Linked DNA regions of Homo sapiens: region 1 is linked to region 2. The links are chromatin loops, found by intact Hi-C in ENCODE. Cell type or tissue: Calu3. All regions are shown on one strand. Links, peaks and the distances in the headings refer to the core of each region. The heading gives the core; the rest is flanking DNA. Region 1 overlaps VTCN1 (V-set domain containing T cell activation inhibitor 1). Region 2 overlaps VTCN1 (V-set domain containing T cell activation inhibitor 1).

Evidence for each region. A loop is a pair of places that touch in the nucleus more often than their neighbours do. Peaks named below come from ENCODE experiments on the same cell type or tissue, not always from the same donor. Only the 100,000 strongest peaks of a DNase experiment are listed, where the experiment ranks them.
Region 1: a loop joins it to region 2, with 5 times the contacts of the local background. A loop is called at or near these places in 3 of 110 quality-filtered maps.

What each region holds. Positions count from the first base shown.
Region 1 is chr1:117,207,708-117,210,621 of GRCh38, reverse strand. All of the region lies in intron 1 of VTCN1 (V-set domain containing T cell activation inhibitor 1), which reads left to right. Among named protein-coding and RNA genes, the nearest start is that of VTCN1, 1.8 kb to the left of the region's middle. In Calu3, for the core only: no CTCF peak of the experiment used is centred there; a DNase peak (open chromatin) is centred at 1,311.
Region 2 is chr1:117,145,977-117,148,890 of GRCh38, reverse strand. VTCN1 (V-set domain containing T cell activation inhibitor 1) reads left to right here. Exons shown (of 6, transcript NM_024626.4): 5 at 1,109-1,278. The coding sequence ends at 1,233. Among named protein-coding and RNA genes, the nearest start is that of TRIM45, 26 kb to the right of the region's middle. RefSeq lists an enhancer at 1,249-2,448. In Calu3, for the core only: no CTCF peak of the experiment used is centred there; a DNase peak (open chromatin) is centred at 1,680.

The sequences.
Region 1 (2,914 bases), core at 274-2,773, 62 kb before region 2:
TTCAGGGTTAGGGAGGTTTTTGGTTGGTGGCCTGCCATGGAGGGCTGGCGCTTGCTGGGCAGCTTGGACTGAGGGGAGTACGTGCCAAGCTGGGCATTCCCCTGAGATGTCAAGGCTGTGAGCACCATGGGGACACTGAGCAGGCTGGTGTGGGTTGCATGGTGGGATGGCAGGGAATCCATGACTGCGACAGTGGAGGGGATGCAGGAGGACCCTTTATGCAGCCCCCAGGGGGACGGAGGAGAATGTGCTTTCATTCTCTGTGGGTGTGATTTCTTGCTACTCTTGAGCAATTCACACCAACACCCCTCCCCAGGCCCCCCCAGCTCAAAGGTTGGGTCCCTAGTTTTCCTAGGAGCTCCTTGGAGAGGAGAACTTGCTGCTGCTGCTGCTGCTGCTGCTGCTGCTGAACTCCCCAGAGAGGAAGAAGGAAGCAAGTTCCCTCCCCTACCTTTTGCTTCTCCCCTGAGCTACATTCTAGTTGCCTCTTTTTCCCTCAGAACAGCATTTACCCTCCTGGAAGGAAAGAGATGGAAAGTGCAGGGTTTTCTTGAAATGATTGATTCAGTGTCAGTCACAACTCAGGACAGTGTTTAGGGAGGCTGATACTTGTTGGTTCTAGAGGTTGTTTGAAGGACCAGTCCTCCAATTTGTTTCTTTTTCCCACAAAAGGAAGAAAAGAAGAGAGGGAAGGAGAGAGGAAAGGAATCCTCAGGTCAACAGTGAAAAGTTTGTGAAGAGACTACGAGAGTAATGTTACTTCCCAGAGGCAGCCTAGAAAGTTCTTTTCCTTGAAACAAAATATCAGCTCCCCTGACTCGACTCACGTTTATCTGAAATCACCTGCCGGGTAGCAGAGGTGAAGGACTCTGCAGGGCTGGTGGGGGTGGCTGCAGCGGCACTTCTGCCCCCACCCCTGTGCCTGGCTACAGCACTGTGCTCCAGGAGAAGCAGTGGGTGGCAGGGGCTTCCCTCTAGACCCTTCTGCCCTGAGAGGATGTCCCTAAGAAGCACCTATGTCAGAGGAGCTAGCATTTTGTGAGTGACTCCTTCCCTGCCCTGCACTAGGTGTCTTAGAGCAGCGTGTCCACCACTGCCTTGTGAAGACTCGTTATCACCTCAGAGAAGTTAAGGCCAGATGACTGTGAAACTGTGCATGAGGGGATCTTGCTCTGAAATCCCAAGCTCTCTCCCCCTGCCACCCTTGCCCCTGCTCCTGCCAGTCCCAGTTCTCCATGCCCACCATTCCTCCAGCCTTGATCCCAAGGACATGAAACACTCCTCCTGCAACAAGTGGCTCCATTGTTCAGAGGTCAGATGGGATGTGTGGGCTCTCTCGTAATGCTTTGCATCCAGTCTGACTGGTTTTGCTGGAGGATTAGCAGGAGGTGGGTGTTCAAAATTCGTATCCCCTACCCTTCAGAAACCCACTGGAATCAACAGAGACTCCTCTTGTTGGCTCCTGCATGCCTTGTTGGCTATTCATGCTCTGCAGTTTCAGAAGCAGCGACTGTCCATGAGGGTGGCAGATCCTTTGTGCAAGGGACCTCCAGGAAGAGGGCCAATGAGCAGCTTCAGTGGGGAGCAGGATCATGAAAGCTCATCTCAGGGATGCAGGTGGAGCCTGCCTGGGGTAACTCTTGACCCTAATAACCCTCTTCCTTTGTCATAATGGCCTTAATTCATAAAAATACCTCTCCTGGAGGTGATCATGACAGTGGTGATGTTGGAACGCTCATGAAAGGGCCTGCCATCCTCTGCAGACCCAGTGAGTTATTCTCCTAAGTATTCATAATTTCCAGAGAGCCTAATTCCTTCAGATCTCACTCTCAGCATGCATGCTGCTCAGGGATGGAATGCTGATGTGCAGATTTTACCGTGCCTGGCCTCTGTGCACATTTAGGAACTGTGTGACTAGAACCCTCCTCCCCTCTCCCCATCATGGCTGTTGACAGCAGCAGCATTCGCTCATGAAACATTTGCAGAATGCTTGCTAGGAGGACAGGGGTAGAAAACCCTTGCTCTGAGGGGGTTAAGTTCCAGTCAACAATATTAACTGAGCACTCACTGTGTCCTGAATATTGCACTAGACAATGGGGCAAAAGTGACTAAGATGCTGTCAAGGTCATAACCTAATGGAGGAGAAAGACTCCCACATAACAACTCTAACGCGCCACCCTTAAGTCCTCAGACAATAAGCACAGGTTGCAAGGGGAGCACTTCCCTCACCCAAGGCTTTTGGGGAGGGTTTCTGAGCCAGAGAATGGGTGGGCTGTGTCTTGAAAAATGAGTTCATATGACCCAGGTGAAGAAGGGTGGAAAAGGCTGTCTAGGTAGAGGAAACAGAATTAAATCAAATACAATAAAACTCATGAATGAGCATGGTGTGTTGGAAAGCTACACACTACTGTGTATTATCATCATAACATGAAGTTTGAGGCAGGAAATGCTGGGAGATGAGGCTGAGAGGTCACACCAGGTCACACTGGGCCTTCGATAGACTCAGAACTGGGATTTGTGGTGATGAGGAGCCCTTACAGGCACAGGCCATATTGGTGTCCAACTTTCAGCTTCCCTGAGCCTATAAAATCTGAGCCTTCAGAGCCTTCAGAGGGGGGTCAAGGTGGTTTTCGTCTCAGGTGGGCAGCAAGCCTGGAGGCCAGAAGAAGAGTTGGGAAACAGTTGTGGTCAGAGTATACAGGATGACAGGGACCTGGCATAGATGAGAGTGAGAGTAAAGAACTACAGGAGGAAAATGGATTCAGGAAACACTGGACTTAAAACTGGTGATATTTGATCAATGATTGGAGGGGCAGGTAGGATGCTGCAGAATAAGAGTAGGTGAGGCAAGGGGCAGATCCTGGAATGACTACCATGTTTCTGGATTGGGTGCAGTGAGTTGGGGACAAGGAAG
Region 2 (2,914 bases), core at 312-2,811:
TGCTCCTGCAGGAGACTTGCACCAGTCTGGTTCTGTCTGACAGTGGGGAGTCTCGGCTGTAGCCCACTTGCCTAACTACAAAGCCTCATTCTCTATTAACATATTTTCAGCACTAAAGGTGATATTTTGATCTTCCAGTTGCCTTATTTTTTTGTCCTTCTCTTTAATTGGTTCAGAGCTAAGCTGGGGAAGAGGCTGTTATTTATTGGACTTCTTTGAACCCCAATAGTAGGTACTCAGAAATATTTACTGAATAATTATGTTTTTAAATGACATATCTAGCAGCAACTGGAAATCTAGATGTGGAACTCAAGACAGAGTTCAAACTAAGGAGGTAGACTTGGAAATGACTAGCATGAAAGTGATATTTATTAGGCTTGAGTGATGTTGGCTTTATTGTCGTTTTTACAGCCAGTACTTATGGAGTGCTTATTATAGGCCAGACACTGTTCTAAGTGCTTTGCATGCACTAACTCATTAATCCTCATAAGAACCCTATGAAGTAGGTTATTAGTATTCTAGCCCTATTTATAGATGAAGAAACTGGAGCACATACATTGAGTAACTTGCCTAAAGTCACACAGCTGGTAAGTGACAGAGCTGAAATGAAATAAAAGAGATAGGATTGTCTAGGGAGGAAATTGAGCAAAAGAAGTATGATTTCATTTCTTTACATCTACCATTCTCTGCTTCAGAATGAGAATAATACTTCCTAGACACTTTATAGTGGTATGATGAAAGCTAATGTAATGACGTGGATCCTGTAAAGATCACTGCCTGGAGGGAAAATGCGTCTCAAGCCAAGAACTGGCCATGGCTGTTTGTTTAGCCTATTCTTTATTTGGTAACCCATAACAATCTCTTATTGGTATAGTTTTTCATTCGGCTGAGTGTTCACTGGAGTGGACCACAGAATGGAATTTTCTTTGAAGAAAGAGAAAGCTCTACTTTTAAGCCAGTTACGGAGAGGTGGGCAAAGGGGTAAAAAATTGCCTGAATTAGGAACAACTTGTTCTGTTTTTCAGGTACTTTTCTTTGCTAACCAGTCATGTGAAGAAGACATCCAGCTTCTCCTGTATGACCCTAAACTTTTTCTCTCACTTCACAGAATCGGAGATCAAAAGGCGGAGTCACCTACAGCTGCTAAACTCAAAGGCTTCTCTGTGTGTCTCTTCTTTCTTTGCCATCAGCTGGGCACTTCTGCCTCTCAGCCCTTACCTGATGCTAAAATAATGTGCCTCGGCCACAAAAAAGCATGCAAAGTCATTGTTACAACAGGTGAGATTAATCACAAATAGTGTGGGATATTGGTTCTGTGGGTGCTTGTGCTCCTAATGAGAGTCGGATAGCCTTCAGCATCAGCCACAGAAAGAAACATTTAATGACACCAGGGCTGTGACATTATTTCCACTAGTACTGGGAAAGGTAATCATTTGTTAGGTCAGCAAACAGCATAGACTTCATTGACAGACCCATAGGAAAAATAACATACAATTCAAGTATTTATGTAAATTCAAATACCTTTTAAGTTACTCAGTCATCAATGAAGGCAAAATAACTTATTGAAGAGAAAGAGATATTTAGCCCTGAGTAATTACCCTGGATTCCACTGTTATTTATAAAGCATATCATCATTCACATAAAACCCCTCCCTGCCCTTCCAGCCGGCCCCTGTGGACAGTTGGCAGATGACTCACCAACTAGCCCTCCTGCTGAGATTTCCTTCTCACTTCAGTCCTCTGGCTCCAATTATTGTTAGGATATTTCCTTTTGAATATTCTTCTGCATATGAAATGTGTATAAAGCTGAGATCATGAAGTTCCAGTCGATACTCCCATATTACTCAGTGGCATCCCCACCAAGCCTCCAGGGTTACAGCCTCAGAGCTATTTTTGTCTCCCCTCTGTCCCGCATGTCAATTTCTTATCAACCCCTACCTATCACATTTTCCCCTGTGTTGCCTCTCAGATTGACCCTAATCCAGCCTTCATCATCTCACACCCCGACTGGTTTTGAAACACTGTACCTGCTCCTTCCTTTCCCTGTTTTAGCTGATAGGAAACACGGTGCCAGAATCGAAGTATTCTGAAACACGATTTCATCATAGCCTTCCTTTGCTCCAGAGCCTAAAGTGACTCTCTGGGCATAACTATATCGAAGTCAAAGTCACAGAAGCATACCTACCCACCATTACTACCTACCACTACTGCTGCCTACCACTACCTGCTAACTACCATTACTTTCTGGTCTTGCTCCCTCCCTCACTGTCTTTTCCTGGAAATCTTCTCTACTCTGTGGCAATTTATACCCACTACTTCCTTTATCCATTTTAGGAAAATGCTTCCTAGCTTATATCCCACCTCCCCAAGAGTCTTTGTATTTTATATCCTCTTGGCATGCATGTATGATTTATGTCTTACACTCTCCAGGGTACATGTATTCCTTGCCTACATTGCTAAGTCCTCAGAGGCAGGTAAAGATCTGTTGATCTGCTTCTTTTCATTCTTTCTCTTGTTCTCCAAGATTTCACTATAGTGCAGTGAACAAAGGAGATTCTTTGTAAGGAAACCCGCCAGTTTTCATCATTTCCAATCCTCCACAGTTGTCAGCAGAGATTTCCCTAAGGAAACTGTCCCTTGGGAATCTCACTAGTAGAGTGAAAAGCACTTTTTTCTTTCCTTGATTCCCCACAACACTGCAAATGAGTGTTTAATAACCTGCAACTAAATAATATGTCCTATATAACATAGCTGACTCATCTTTACCTTGTATTCCCTTAGAGTAATAATTTACAGCTTTAAAAAAATATCCACGACATACATCTAATGGATAATGTTCACATGCAGCACACGTAGGCTTATATACAATTACCCAGTTAGCTGCAGTCCACCTCTTTCTCCCTGGCACCATAGAG